2 separate regions of the Mus musculus genome follow, and region 2 is linked to region 1. The links are chromatin contacts, found by Hi-C or POLR2A ChIA-PET in ENCODE. All regions are on one chromosome and are shown on one strand. Each heading gives the region's core, a stretch centred on a gene start or an enhancer-like site at or near the end of the contact. The rest is flanking DNA. Distances are from core to core; before and after follow the strand shown. Region 1 overlaps Mark1 (MAP/microtubule affinity regulating kinase 1). Region 2 holds the start of Mark1 (MAP/microtubule affinity regulating kinase 1).

Evidence for each region. Hi-C counts contacts between places; a loop is a spot of excess contacts on that map. ChIA-PET counts read pairs that join two places held with the same protein, here RNA polymerase II (POLR2A).
Region 2: a loop to region 1 is called in a map of left cerebral cortex, with 5 times the contacts of the local background. The contact joins the promoter of Mark1 here to the enhancer-like site in region 1. A Hi-C loop is called at or near these places in 2 of 37 maps with a recorded cell type or tissue (both left cerebral cortex). POLR2A ChIA-PET finds 5 or more read pairs at or near these places in 1 of 5 experiments (embryonic stem cell).

What each region holds. Positions count from the first base shown.
Region 1 is chr1:184,961,591-184,969,377 of GRCm38, forward strand. All of the region lies in intron 1 of Mark1 (MAP/microtubule affinity regulating kinase 1), which reads right to left. Among named protein-coding and RNA genes, the nearest start is that of Mark1, 34 kb to the right of the region's middle. Within about 2 kb of position 4,524, at least 1 of the 3 ENCODE cell types and tissues checked has a DNase peak (open chromatin) inside an H3K27ac peak, as active enhancers do; it is left cerebral cortex, where a contact is called at or near this core.
Region 2 is chr1:184,995,484-185,003,270 of GRCm38, forward strand. Mark1 (MAP/microtubule affinity regulating kinase 1) reads right to left here and starts at 4,066. Exons shown (of 18, transcript NM_145515.2): 1 at 3,939-4,066. The coding sequence starts at 3,989. It overlaps Gm39728 (a long non-coding RNA gene), which reads left to right and starts at 4,083. Exons shown (of 5, transcript XR_865821.3): 1 at 4,083-4,270; 2 at 7,192-7,269.

The sequences.
Region 1 (7,787 bases), core at 3,274-5,773:
CTAGTTACATTACTGGGATTCGTACTCATTGTTTACTGCTAGACAGAGTTGGATAGATGTCCTTACAATCTAAGTTGGAAACAGAGGTTGGGGAGCAGGAGGCAACACAACAACACGTTCTCGTTGCTTCTTTGAGACCCTCTAAGATTACTAAAGTCAGGGGCAATGAGCTACAGCATCAGAAAGGATGCAGCTACCCCCCCCCAACACTCCAAGTTAATAAAGCAGAAAGGAAGAGTGCAGAGGCCTTTTACTGATACCCCGACCAAACAGACTACTGGGCTCCTGAGAGAACGCATGGCAAGATCACCTCACATTTCCCTGACTCCTCATCCTGCTGAGGACAGCAAATGTGCTCATTCTAGAACAAAAATAAAGGCCAGAATCTAAGGAACGCTCACTCCACCACGGACTAGGCAAAGACTCTCTCTAATTGGGGTTCCCTGAGGCACCCTTCCCAGTTCACCCACCTCACAAGCTGCCAGGGAACAGCAGAGACTTGACTCTGACACTTCACTGAGCTGTCATTTCATGGGAGGTAAATGGAGGAGAGTCCTCCCACACTGCTCCTGAGCACATACTACATGAAAACTTCCCATCTGAGGGGATGGGCACGAGGACAGCAACTTCTGTGGAAGGACAATGGGGGCTAGAGTGAGGGGAGGGATACAAGGGGGAATCGTGGAGGAAGAATGACCCCAGGAAACACGCGTGTGCACTCGCTTGCAGAAACAAACCCTAGAAGGGTGAACTTAAGGTCACCAGTGGAGGAGCAGGGAGATTCCTTAAAGCCATGCAAATTCTTTAATCATTTTTTAAAGATAAAAACGTACAACCCCCCCAATCTTGAAATATTTAATACAAATTGAAACAAATTCACTAGATGCCAAACTGATATAAACAGAAAGAAAAATATATTTTAAGAGATTTTAAAACTATATTTTGAATTTATATCCTTATTGGAATACATTTTTAGCCAAAAAAAGCCCTAAGCCCTCAGTAAGCCTAGTGAAGGCCATTATCTTGATCAAAATATATTGTATGAAATTCTCAAAGGAAAAACATATTTTAAACCTTTTTCTCTTGAGAAGATGAAATTTGTATCATTCCCACAAAATATCAAACTATAGCTAACAAAAAACTATTAAGCAAGTTTTAAAAGTTAATGTATTTTTTAAAATAATGTTATTTCCTGACTCATCCATGAAAAAAATGTCTAGAAACACACATGACCAAACAACAGTGGTACTTTCTCTAGAGAAATGTTCCCATCCAAGACTGAGGGATGGGTGCCCAGCTCTATGAGATCAACCTGCAGAATTTCAGAAGATGCAAGCATGAGAGCCAAACTGAAGGGATTCCCAGGTCAGGAACTCCTGCTGACAATCACTACACTGGACAGCACCTCAAAAGGAAGGAGCTGACATGTAGAAGCAGACATGTCTTCTTGGCTTGCAAGTAGCTCTCAGCAGCTGCTCACCCTCCTCCTGATAATCTTGCCGTCCTAGATCTCCCTGTTCATGTCCCTTCTCTCCCAGCTTTCTGATTCTGCAGTAAACCAGGAATTCCAACCTTAGTGTCTTGTTTTCTCTGTCCCATTACATCAACTGCTGGGATGATTCTGCTTGGTTTCAGAGCCTGAAGCAGCATGTATGCAGACAAGTTCTGTCTCCAGGTATCTCTCTTGAATTTCAGACGTATGTGCTGTCACCTTGACACGTCCACTTGGATGCTTGCCAACAACTGAACCTCGACACACCCCAACCTCACAATTCCTAACGTGATCTCCGTTCCCAGCCCTCCCACTCCGTCACCTCACATCCAGTCTGTCAGGAACTGTAGTTTTACCTTGTAGACACCTCTAACAGCTCTAGCCTGTGCTGTCTCCACACCGCCCTCCCAGCATACTGATAAGCCTCCAACCCTGCCTCACCACTTCCCTCTCTGGTTACTCTTAACCACCGCAGATAGAGTATTTCTCTTTAAAACACACCCTTAGTATCCAACTGCACTCTGGCTTCAGATCCTCACGCACACAGGCTAGCGCAGTCCCCACACCTCAGTACAGACGCTCGCTGTGCAGTGGGCTGCAGTTAGTGCTGAAACTGACAACTGCTCCAGTGCAGTGTCTGTGGAGAGCTCAGCCCCCACGGGAAGACGTGTCTTCTGGGTGGGACAGGACCCTTGAACTCATGAAATCACAGCTCTGGTTGCCTGGACAAGAGCAAGCTAGTCACTATTCCACATGAGGTGGGGAAGGGGCTCCAGAATCTATTGACATTGAGGGCCGCTGGGGGAGGAGCAGTCACTTTTCTGTAAGGGTGTGGCCTCAGGCAGGTCAACCTACTGCAGTGGAACCCATACTCATAAGCACGTGGTCGGCACAAATGAGACTTTGTGGGTTTAAAAATAAATAAATGTAAACAGCTCTATGAGCTTCATTTAAGAATTTTATGTATAATAAAACTCCCACATGTAGAAATGTGAAGTGACTTATATGTAAGTCAAACTTGTTCGCTTTAACACAATATTTAAAATTACAGACAATGGGGCTGAGGAGATGGCTCAGTGGTTAGAGCCCTGGCTGTTCTTGCAGAGGACCTGAGTTCAATTCCAGCACCCACATGGTGGCTCACAGCCATCTGTAACTACAGTTCTTCTGCTTTCCATGGTCATGTGGCACGCATACATACACACAAGTAAAGCATTTATTTACACACATAAAATAAAATAAATCTTTCTGGGTGGTAGGTTCAAGGCCAGCCTGGTTTACAGAGCATGTCCCAAGACAGCCAGGGCTATACAGGGAAACCCTATTGTAAAACAAACAAACAAACAAACAAACAAAAACACAAAATAAATAAATAAATAAATAACAAATCTTTAAAATAAATAAAATTACTGAAGGTGAGACACAACCTAGAGACCCATCGGGGGAATGTGGTTAAATATCCCCATGAAGTAGAGTGCTAAGGAATTAAAGAATAAGATATTCACATGTGCAGTGATATGGCATAATCCCTCACATATACTCAGAAAAGAAAAATCACACGAAGAATCAAATGCTGCCCTGTGTCTCAGGAAGCTTTACATCTGTTCATACCACCACACTTTGGCTTCTGTGGAGAAAGGGTCCAGGACCACCCCACCCATCATCAAAGGCACAAAAGCCCCAGATTCCCAAGTTCCTTCTAGGTAGAATGGTGTCACGTTTGCACACGACTTACCCCATTCTCTTACATCCCTCAATCACCTGTAGGCAGCTTCCAGTACCTGACAATGTAGATGCTGTGCAAACAGTTCCTACATTACACTGCTTAGGGAACAGTAAGAAGGGAAAGTCTACAGACTCCCAGTACAGATGCCATTACTGCTTTTAAAGATTACTTATTTAGAACATTCTTGGTTTAATCCAAGAATACAGGCCACAGATACAAACGGCCAAGTGTATGTGCACAGAATCCCTCTACTTGGTAACTCTAGGTTGGAAAGAAGAGTTTATTGGGAACCCTTTGGACATTAAAACTTCTCATCTGTTTGAATCTATCACCTGTCATCAAAAATACTTAAACTGTTACAAGTAGTTGGTTCCTATCTCCTAAGCACTGATTTCTTGGTAAATTACCAGATCATGCCTGAACTTCCTCACCAAATGCTTACAGACACTTCGTGTGCTGCCATCTGCCATCTTCAGTTTGTAGCAAACTACAAACCATTCAAATCACACTTATGGGACCTGGCACCTAGCACATCACTTCAAAAAAAAAAAAAAGCCTCTCCAGGCAACGGTTTCTTCACCTGCGTGACCAACAACAGTGGCTTTGAGCACAACTGTCTTCCAGTCTGTAGATGGAGACAATCTGTGGTTGGAGGTACAGTGAAGCAGTATGACTTGGTACCAGCCATTGCTGGACCACGGTGGTTACTTCATCTGGCTGCTTCTCCCCCATGCTGTCTGAACTCCCACAGTGAACACAGTATTCTCACAGCTAGGCATAATCCCTCAGACTAGGAAAGCTGCTGCTAGTCCAAGAGCAATAGCAAGAACAGTCACTTAGGGAAACTGACAGTGTCTGTCTTCTGCGCCAGTGCCTGTGTAAACATAACTTTACTTAAGCCTTGTAAGTCTGAGAGGCCGATAGCGTTACCCATTTCAAATGGAAGACAGCAAAAGCTGAGCAAGGAAAACAGATCACCACTGGCCTTGCAGCCAGCAGGTGGCAGTTTCAGCAGCCAGATTCCCATGAGTCTTCCTTACCACAAAGACCTTCACTAAGCCTGCGCTGCTCCTCGAATCTTGCTCCTGCCTTAACGTTAGCAGGCTCTGCGTACTCAAACTCTGTCTTAGGACTCCTTCAGAGCTGAGCATTTACAGAGCGCCCACCTTATCAGCCCTCACCCATGTGGTAAGCCTCACGGGGCTGGACAGAGGCTTTGCCAATAACCAGAAACAACCCGGTCAGAGGAAGAGACCAAAGACCTGACCAGAGTTCGTGAGGATGTGATAGTCTGGTCTGGCATGTCCTCTAAAGGCAGGGATGCTGAGGAGTCTGTCCCCAGCAGATGGCACCACTGGGAGGAGAGAGGAACATGGAGGCAGAACCTGGCTGTAAGGGGAAGGCCCAGGGGCAAGCCCTTGAAAGAGATACTGAGGACGGGTCCTGCACTCGCCTTTAATCCCTGCACTCAGAAGGCAGAGGCAGGCAAAGCTCTGAGTTAAAGGCCAGAGTGGTCTACAGGGTGAGTTACAGGACAGCCAGGGCTACACAGAGAAACCTTGTCTTGAAAAAACAAAACAACAAAACCAACCTACCAAAACAACAACAACAAAAACCCCAACCCCCCAAAATAAAAAAAAAACCAAAGTGTACTGAGACCCTGGCACCTTCCATGTTCTTTCCTTCCCACCCCTTCTCTCTCCCTCCCTCCCTCCCTCCCTCCCTCCCTCTCCTCCCTCCCTCCCTCCCTCCTTCCCTCCCTCCTCACCCTCTCTGTCCTTCTCTCTCTTTAAATCATTTGTGATAGGTGAGAAACTGCTCCATTGTGTCCTCTCTACTGTGGTGTTCTGCCTCACCAAATGACTACAGAGACTGAAACTGAGCCCAAACCTAGCTTTCTCCTTTCAAGATGCCTTTCTGAGGTATTCTGAGGTATTCAGTTGGTTGTCACACCCAACTGAATGCATGGGACGTGCCATCTCACACTGCCCCAAGGACATGTGTAGTCTCTTCTGGCTGTTGCTACAGCGAGAACACTGGGCTGAGGAGTCCTGGGTCCTCTCTGTTCCGAGTTAACAGCAGTTGTCCTAAGTGTCCCCCTCTAGAATAGATCCAACATCAAAGATGTACCACACCTCAATAGACAGCACCCCAAAACTCAGTGTGACAGGGCCAGTGAGCTGGCTCAGTGGATAAAGGGGCTTACCACCAAGGCTGATGGCCTGAGTTGAAGTCCCAGGAACCACAAGGCAGAAGGAGAAAACTGACTCCTACATGTTGACCTCTGACTCCACACATGTGCACACACACTAAATGTAAGTTTAAATTTTAAGTCATTGGAGTCCGCACACAGCCACATGTAAGCATTTTGTCTGCTCCTTTTAACTTACGAACAAATGGAAGTTGTGAATTGTTCTGCCAAAGAGCTAAGAGAGTTCTGTGAAAATGACCTTAGGGACGTCATAGCCCTCAGGAGGACTTGGTACCACTGTTGTTCTAAAGCAGGGTGTGACTAACCAAGGACATCAATGGGCTCCAAGTGACAGAAGAGGCTGAGAAACCTGGATCCCACGTTACAGCTTGAATTTATGCTGTGAGAAAGGAATGGGCAAACATCTCGGTATAAGTAAACTGTATTACTTTCCCCTGAAGTCCTGCTCATTCCCCACTTACAATAGTCTACTGTTAATGACAAGGCCATGGCAAACAACGCTTCACTGAAGCAAAGCTGGAGACTGCGGCACTGGATCCTAAGCCCTGCCACATAAAGCAGGTGTCTCTACTACCGCTCTGTGCTGTCCCGTGTACACACGGGACATGGCTCTTCTCAGAGAAACACGATGAGGGGGAAAACAAAGACCAGTTCTAAAGAAAAGAATGAGAATAAGAAGAGTAAAGTAAGAGTTCTCCTGGAGGTTTTCCCACAAATGTTCTTAAGGAGAAAAAATAGCATTTTAGGCTCAGTTCGAGAGAAAAGTCAAGCATATAAACTGGAGACCCACATTAAGCAGTGCCCATGGAGAGCCAACGCTGCTGCAGAGACAGGCATGGGCGCATGAAATGGTCTGAAACGGTGAAGGACAATGGGAAACCTAGTGTGTTTCCACATGACCTGGCATCAATCTGTGTGTACACAGGGAGCCTGTGCTCAGGCCACCTGGAGACCTTACCAACCTGACGCCAATGAACCCGTTCAGACGGTGTGCTCTCTCTTTCTCTCCCTCCCCACCCCCTCTCTCTTTTTCTCCCTCCTCTCACTATGCATACCTGGCTATCTAGGAAATATGTGGATCTGGTTGGCCTTGAATTCTGCCTTTCAAATGCTGGGATTAAAGTCATGTCACCACAGCTATCCAGTGTGTATTTGTAATCAATGAACCATCCTGCAGTTCCTAGCACAGGTCTTTAGGTAGGGAACTGTCTTAGGGTTTTAGATGTGAACAGACACCAGGACCAAGGCAACTCTTATAATGGAAACCATTTCACTGGGGCTGGCTCACAGGTTCAGAGGTTCAGTCCACTATCATCATGGTAGGAACATGGCAGCATACAGGAAGGCATGGCGCAGGAGGAGCTGAGAGTTCTATGTCTTCACCTGAAGGCTGCTAATAGAATACTGACTTCCAGGCAGCTAGGATGAGGATCTTAAAGCTAACACCCAGAGTGACACGCCTACTCCAACATGGCCACACCCTCTAACAGTGCCACTCCCTGGGCCGAGCATATACAAACCATCACAGGAACGAATAACAGAATGCCCAGAAGTTAGCTCCATGACTAAGTTGTCCAGCTCTTGTCACCATTAACACTCACACCGCAAATAAACATAAAAACACTCTTCATTATTTGCATTAAATGAAAGCACAAAGAACAGAGGAAAATGAAACCCACAGGCTGTTTAAAAGCCATTTAAAGTGATGGTTTCTACTCCATTTCTTACCAACTAACGTTTCAATGGCTAAGCACACCCCTTCAGCTTGGCAAGCGTCTGATTTCCCACCGCTCTCTGCTGACAGAAGGGCTGACATACAGTGAAATGCATCGGCTGGAGAATACACGTGGAGAGGAGGCACACTCTGGGTTTAAATATGGTTATCAGGTTTGGGGGGAACAAATGGAGGGGGCTAGCTCCAAATAAAATATTTTTATTAAAATATGGTTTGATTGTTCATTTCCACACACAATGACACAGTGATCAAAGAAAGGGGTCTGGAGATATGGCTCAGCAGTTAAGAGCTCTGGCTGCTCTGCCAAGAGACCTGGGTTCAATCCCCAGCTCCCACATGGCAGTTTACAGCTCTGTAATTCCATTTCCAGGGGGTCTGACACCCTCACACAGACATGCATCTAAGCAGGACATCAATATACATTTTAAAAAGTAAGAAAGAGAAAGAGGTGCAAAGTTTGGCTACCTGGTTTGGATTTTGGAACTTTATCAGTCCAGGATGTCCTTTAATGTAGGTATTCTTAGGTTTCCACAATGGGGAAATGAACATTAAATACCAACTTCATTTGCAAGGCCGAGGCAGGAGAACTGCAGTAATTCCAGGCCAACCTATTTTACACAGA
Region 2 (7,787 bases), core at 2,816-5,315, 33 kb after region 1:
TGGAGATTTGACTCTGACCAGGGCTCAGCTACAAAAGCAGCCACCTCAGAGGTCTTGTCAAATGCCAGCAAGCCAAGCCACAAAGGATTGGTAAGTGTTTGATAAGGGGGAAAGGGCAGGGACTCCAGGAGACTGAAGGAGTGAATAAAAGCATAGCCCGTTCTTCCTCCGTAAGGTACACATGTGTTCATCTTACAGCTCTAAGCCCAAACCAAATAAACCACCTCCTAAGAGCAAGAGCAACAGTTTAAGAGTTCAGAAACCTGTGTGACCTTGAGCAGGTCTGAAGCCTTCAGCCTTGGGTGGTATATGTAATGGCTACCTTTGCATATATCACACATGTGCTCTGGTGATAATTGTACTGACTCAGGAGGGAATGTTACCGCATTGACAGCACGGGAGACAGACCAGGCAATGAGTGCACCGCCACACAACAGGTACAAGAACTCACGCAGGGAGCAGAGCCAAGGGGAGTGTAAAAGCATGCAACCCACTTGCTTTTCCATCTACACCTAAAGACGGCCGTCCTAAGTTACTAGAACAGCTTGGTACAGTTGCCACATGAAATAAGAAGTTTATTAAAGGCTTTTGAACTTAGCCAAATTTATAATTTTAAGACATCCCAAGAAATAAACACATTAAAATCCCTCATGCTGATCTCTAATAAGGAATACAGCCTTGTTTTTCAATACAGAAAATCAGCCGGGGCATTGCTGACCCACCAGCAGGAGTGTCAGCAAAGGTTTTCCAAAACACCTACAAAATTGTTTCATTGAAGAAAGAGACATATTTAGTAATATATTTTAGTATAACTCCTATATCGATACTGGCACTATCCAAGAATGGCCTGATAATAAAATAAAAAAAAAAAAAAGAAGAGAAGAAAAACAAGTCTTTCAAACATTTTTATTTTCCTAGACTTACTCGTTACAACATAAAGTGAAACGCATTTTACAGGGATTCTATTCTTTTGTAACATGTCTCTTCTTCACTACGCAGTGTTTACTGCCTTAAGAGTTAATCACTGTTTCCTGTCATATTTACTCAGTTGAGGCCTGTCAACCAGGCACACACAAACCTTTATCTATGAGCACTCCTGGAAGACCACACTGAATGTTCCCAAAGAACAACTCTGTCTCTACTCTACACAGTCATAGGTGAGACAGCAGGGTCACACACTCCTGGAATTGTATGGTGTGTGTGTGTGTGTATACACTCATACATATACGTATATGTGTGTGTGTGTGTATATATATATACGTATATATATATATATATATATATATATATATACGTATATATATATATATGTGTGTGTATATGCGTATAGATATACAATGTTTACTTTATGATTAAGAAATGTTTATATTACCTGCAAATATCAATATAATACTGTTTAGTAATCACTGTATTTATTTATTTTAATTTCTAAGAGTAATAGTGTTTTGGCTACTATCTTTACAAGAAAAAGATCTAAAAGTCACACGAAGTAAACATTTTTTCATAGATATTTTTAAAATATGTCAATATTTTTGTATGGATATTCTTAGTAAGTATGGCTATACTTTAAAAATGTCCTGTGTGATTACAAATAAATGCACATTTTGGCTACCGTGCTGGCATTAATTCATGCACTGACAAACCAACTGGTAACTCTGTTTCACTGATGGCAGGTAGGCACCATGGATAATGCTATTTAAGACTCCAGTGGTCATTTAACAGCCTCCAGCGGTGGCCTCTTCAATAAACACCTGGAACACTTACAAAGCCAGTTTAGCCCTAGCTATCCTCAGTCTTCTACTGTACACTACCTGGGACTGCATTGACATCTCCTGTCAGCTCTGAGTAGGGAGAGGCCTTGTCTAAAGCCTTTCTGCGTTCCCTTCCAGGTCAAAATCAGAGTTAAGTGCATATTCATCGATTAATTAACAGCCACAGCAGAGGGGATGCTTTCCACGGCAACGAGGAGATAATCAGGACATAGTAGATAAAGTAAGCTAAATGCAGGGACAGTTATGTTGTACCAGAGTAGAAACAAGACCACGCAGAGGCTCTGAAAGAACATGCTCAGACACAAAGCACGTGAGTTTACACAGCACAACCGTCCTCGGAAGGTTCAACGAGATGTACAACCTCTGACTGCTAGGCTCTAAAGTGCCCTTGGCTGTGCTTCTGCTCTTGCATGGGAAGCTGCGTGGGGTACAATTCCTTGCTGCCTATTCCTATAAAGCCATCCCATGTCTGTATAAAGAGCCCTATCCACACACGCCTAAACAAGAGGCCGAGCCGTCAAACCCCAGGACACAACCAAGCCACGGGGCCTCTCCACATTAGGTTAACACACAGAATTCTGACCCTAAAACAAAGGTCATCTTCCGCTTGACTCCTCACGGTCACTCTTAAATGACAGGATGTTCTTAATAATAAATCTTTACCTTTGAAAACCTACCGCCACCAAATTCTTTACCCTTTCCTCCAACCTCCTTTAGCCTTTCAGTGAAAATTATGCAGCCGTGTCATCTCTAAGACAACAGTCACGGTGCAAACTGAGCAACAAGGTACGACGGTGGTGACAGCCCTGGTGTCTTCATCATTTCAAGTGTAGGACACAGGAGAGGACAAAGCATTCCCATACAATTTCCTAGTTCTTCTAACAATGGTCTCTGTAGAATTGTGTTCTTATCCCTTCAAATAAATATAGTACATGCAAACCCTACTCTCTAGATAAAACACCCATGTTTGTGCCTCATTTGCCCCTTCGAAAAGCGAGCCTGCCTGTCTCTCCTCCCCTATCTTTTGTCTCAGAACACCAAAGCACTTGAGTATTTTTACTTTACAATCCCTATGAAGTCACTGGTACATTAAGCACTGGAGGACCGATGAGGGGCGTAGACACCCAGAGAGCTCTCTGGTCGGCCACGCAAAGCCTAGAACCCCCTAGTTCCTTAAAACTTGTCAGCAATCAGGCCAGACCCTCTGGAGCCTCCGGGCCCCTTGGCAGGTCGCGGAGAATTTTAAAAACAACAGTGACAGAAAGCCACCTTTCCTGCAAAGGAACCTGCACACACATATAAACACAATCGTCCGTCTCAGAAGATGAAATTACAATTGGCCTTTCTCTTGGTTTTGTTAGACTTCAAATACGGCGAGTGAACATCTCAATCTTGATTTAAAAACAAAAAAAAAAAAAAAAAAAAATTAAACCAAACCAAACTAAACAAAGAAGCTCCTGAGGGCAATTTGATCAGACACAGAAAAATCCTGCCTTCAAAGAAATGTGCCTTGTGACACTCTGAGGAGAAGTACTTAAAACCTGTCCCTGAGTCACGAACACTGGATTGAGGAAGAGAAGAAGACAGCTGGCTTCTTGGGGTTCTTAAATCTTTTCTTTCTCACCTTGGGGCTACAGAAGCTGTAAGTGAAATCTTCCACTCTTCACTGAGAGTATTGCAGTGACATAAAGTCACACACACACACACACCCCTCTACTTCACTGCCCTCTTTATCCCTAAGGTGCCCGTGCCCCCCCCCACCCCCCAATGTGGACCTGATGTTACAAAAAGCAAAGTCATGGGGCAATGCGGGGGTGGGGTGGGGTGTATGTTTGCAAAGGACTCAAAAAAATCCAGAAAAGCAAAGGGCTGAAAGATCCCAGGACAGCCGAGGTGTAAGAGGTTCGGCTGGCTCGTGGGCTGCAGCCAAGCAAGCATCCATTCACTCGAGTGGGGGGCTGGGGGCGCGACCAGAATGTTGGGGTGCTCACGAAGCCACTCTGGACGCCCACCCTCTGCCCTCCATCACCCTCCGCATCCCCTCAGGCAGGACCCCCTCCGAGCAGAGGGCCGCCCCGGGGCTCCCCGCGTAGGGACGGGAAGGACGGGGAAGGGGGTCAGGCCGGGCTCGCCCAGGTAGCCGCGCCGGAGGCTCGGGAGACTCACGTTCTCCGTGTCCCGCTCGTTCACCGTGGGCAATGGCGTCCGCGCCGACATCTTGCGCGGGCAGCGGGGTCGAGCGGGGGGTCCGGCGGGTCGCGGGCCGCGGAGGGCTTCGGCGAGGGCGGGCGCGCGCGAGCAGGCCGCGCCGGGGAGCGCGCGGCTCCCGCAGGCCGCGGGGCGGGAAGGCGGGCGAGGACGCGGGGACCGAGCCGCGGGGACGCCGGTCGGGCGCGGAGGGCCGCGGCGGGCTGAGTGGAGAGCGGGCGCCCCGGAGCTGCCTCAGCGCGGCGCCCGGCGAGCGCGGCCCTGACAGCGCCTCCCGCACGCCGCCTCAGGTGAGCGCCGCCGCCGCCGCCGCCGTCGCCGCCGCCGCTGCCGCATCCGCGCCGGGCCCCGCGGCCCCGAGCCCGCGCGCCGCTCCGCGCCGTCCCCGCCGCGATCAGCCGGAGCCCTCGGCGGCCGGAGCCGGTGCGCGCGGAGCGGCGGGCGCGGCACGGCACGCAGCGCCCCGAGGCTCTTGGCGGCCGCCGCCGGGTGGGCGGGCGCCAGCCGAGGGGCCTCTCCATTCATTCCCTCATTAGGGATGCGGGGCCGCCTCCGCCCGCCGGGCCGGATTTCATTAGTGACTCGCCCCACCCGCGGATCAGCCTGTCCCCTCAGAACCTCCGGCGGGCGTCCTGCGATTTGATGTTGATTCTTGTGTGGCTTTTAAACCGGCACTGGGGACACATGGGGTTCGTGCGAATAGAGAACGATCCCCCTCCTTCCTCCTTTTTTATGTATTTTTTTATTTGTTTCACTGGAGGGAGCATTGGGTACCATCCATCCTACTCTCCACTTGGCCCATCCTTAAATTCTCCTCTGGTTTAATTCCTGGTTTTCTTCGAGCCTTCCTTCAGCATCCTTCTGCCCTGAGGTGTTGTTCAGGGGCAGGCGTGGACAAAAGGCACAAAAGCCTCATGAAAGGAGCTGGCCCAGAAAGCATGTGGAAGAGGGCTCCCCGCACCCCACAGCATCCCTGGAGTGGGTGAGACTTGATGTCTACAGTGGCTGATCGTCACTTCCTGGGATACAAGGAAGTGTCACTTAGGCTACTTATTCAGAGAGAGTAAGAAGGCTGTCTCTGTGGTCTGTCTGGAACTCTTCCTTCCAAAAGGCTGCTTTGCCTTTCCCTCCACCTGCCACTCCAGGTCCTGGGCATATTTGTCCCCATGCAATGTTGTCATTCTTACTCTGATATTTTGCACACTTGGCCTCTAGGATAAAACTTTACCATCTCCCTATTCCTTTTCTTTCTTCAACCTCAAATGGGAATCTTGGGATGATGGGAAACTCCTCTTTCCCAAATGCATCCATTTGAGGAAGAATTCCTGTGCCAGATGGTTTTTATCCTGACTCATTAAAAGTTGTTTCTGAAAACTTAACACTTGACCCTTAAAACATGGGCCAGAAGAACCTAAAAATAGCAAACCCATATCTTGAGGGAATACACACACACACACACACACACACACACACACACACACACACACCGTATGTAGTCGCTTCTAGAACACGAGCTGCATATTTATTTCTCAAGCATCTTATGTTGTAAGTACTTCTCAATTCCACAGAGCAAATGAAAATCCCAAGACCACTTTGGTGGCCATCTCTACTGTTCAACTAGCACTTAGGCTTTGGAACTAATGACAAGGCCACAGCCTGCATTATGGTGTGCCTCTGGGAATGGCACACTTTTAGAGTCCTTCAGAAATCGGGGTTCACCGAGATATACTGAAGCATGAGTTTGTACTTTTCTCATCAGCTGGAGGTTGTGCACTCAGCACCCCTGCTAACACAGAAGTCCCTTGTGTTCCAACTATGTCTGCATTAGCCTAGCAATAAGCAAGCAAGGTGCTCCCCCCATGCAACAAGGCTTCCACCAGTAGCTTAGATGTCATTCTTCAAAGGCTATTCACATGCTATCCCCTGTCCTCATTCCTCTGGTAACCCTGATGGGTATTTCCATTTCACAAAATTCCTCTGACTTGACTTATTCACGATCATAGCTACCTCAGGCTAATGAGACACAGAAGAAGATAACTGGAATGGCTGGGGGTGTTCAATGGTGTACCAGTCACAAGACCGTGAGCTCACCCCTGTGAGAGATGGAGCTAATTAGAGACAGAGCTCAAAGGGAAGCCTAGGATCTGAGCCCAGTGGCTTCCACACAGACAACTCTTAGCTACATTTTGCTCAAGTAGTGAAATTGGAATTGAGTGGTTATTATTTAAAGAACCCAGTTTTATATTGTTATATTGTTGCTAAGGAACTTTCCTAGCAAAGGGGCTACATCAAAGGGAATGGTTATTTTTGTTTTTCTTGTTCTCTTTTTGTTTTTGTTTGTTTCCAGACAGGGTTTCCCTGGCTGTCCTGGAACTCACTGGGTAGACCAGGCTGGCCTCGAACTCAGAAATCAGCCTGCCTCTGCCTCCCAAGTGCTGGGATTAAAGGTGTGTGCCACCACTGCCTGGCTTCGGGAATGATTTGTAATAACCCAGAATTATAATTCTATTGAGTAAGATAGACAAGAAATAACTCTACCTTTAAAAACTAGCATTTAATTCATGGCAACACCCACAGTCCTAGGTTTGGTATATAGTGAAAAATGCACTTTTCATAGGTAAACAAACAAACAAACAAACAACAAAACCTCCATTAAAAAAAAAGTTGTGTGCTCTTCTGCTGCAAAACGGCATAAGGGGATGTTGGGATGTTGTCAAACTGTTTAACCCTAGTCCTTAATAATGAAAATGCCACAAGCAACGTTTTCCTACATGGGTTTTTATAACTGTGACTTTGTGAAAATGGCAGAGGGAATGTTCTAAGGCTTCTAGCAATTCTCTTTGGGGCTATTTAAAAAAATGTGACGTGTAGTTTAGAAGCTTCTGGGGTAGAGTGATTTAAAAGTTTGAGAAGAAAATTGAGGTTCTGCCAAAACAAGAAAAATGGAGATCAACAATGTGCTAAACCCAAATGGATGGCGGCTAAAGAGTGCTGTTAACCATGGCCCCATGGAAGAAATTTTGTAACTACACTGGCCACTACTGGCAGCACTAGCTACTCTTGGCTCCTCCCCGCTTGAGAAGTCATTTGAATTTTTATTGATTTCATCATAATTTAAATTCAGAAACAAGTTTGATTCCATGTTTGGGCATTTTAAAAGTTATTTAGAGAGAACATGACTGTTGGAATCTACTTTTTTTTTAAACTCCAGATGTTCTGAAACCTAAACAAAAATCAAGTATGTCTCATGAAGATGTATCACCTAAGGACGGGAGAGGTGGCTCAGCAGGTAAGAGTGCTTGCCACATAAGCACAAAGCCCTGAATTTGAATCCCCAGCGTCGTGTAAAAGCCAGATATGGCCACTCTGACTGTACCCACCTACTGTGGGGGTGGAGGCAAAGGATGTTTAGTTGGCTTGGCTCAGCTTCACTGAGAGACACTGTCTCAAAGAAGTAAGGTGCATACACTACACACATGTAGTATACACATGCCCCACCCCGTGTGTGTGTGTGTGTGTGTGTGTGTGTGTGAGAGAGAGAGATACACACACTAAATAGCGCCTGATTTAGGCTTAACTCTAAGTAGCAAATGTATATGTTTTAAAGAGTAGGAAAAGAAAAGATGTAAGGTGCCTCTTCAACTGACATGCATTGCATATTAAAATGTAAACATTTTATATATTAAATTAACTAGAATATATTATTAAAATTATTTTCAGCGTTATTTTGTATTTTCAGATGTAGACACTGAAGAATGCATGCTTGTATAAATGGCTTACATTACATGTCTGGTGCATAGCCCTTCT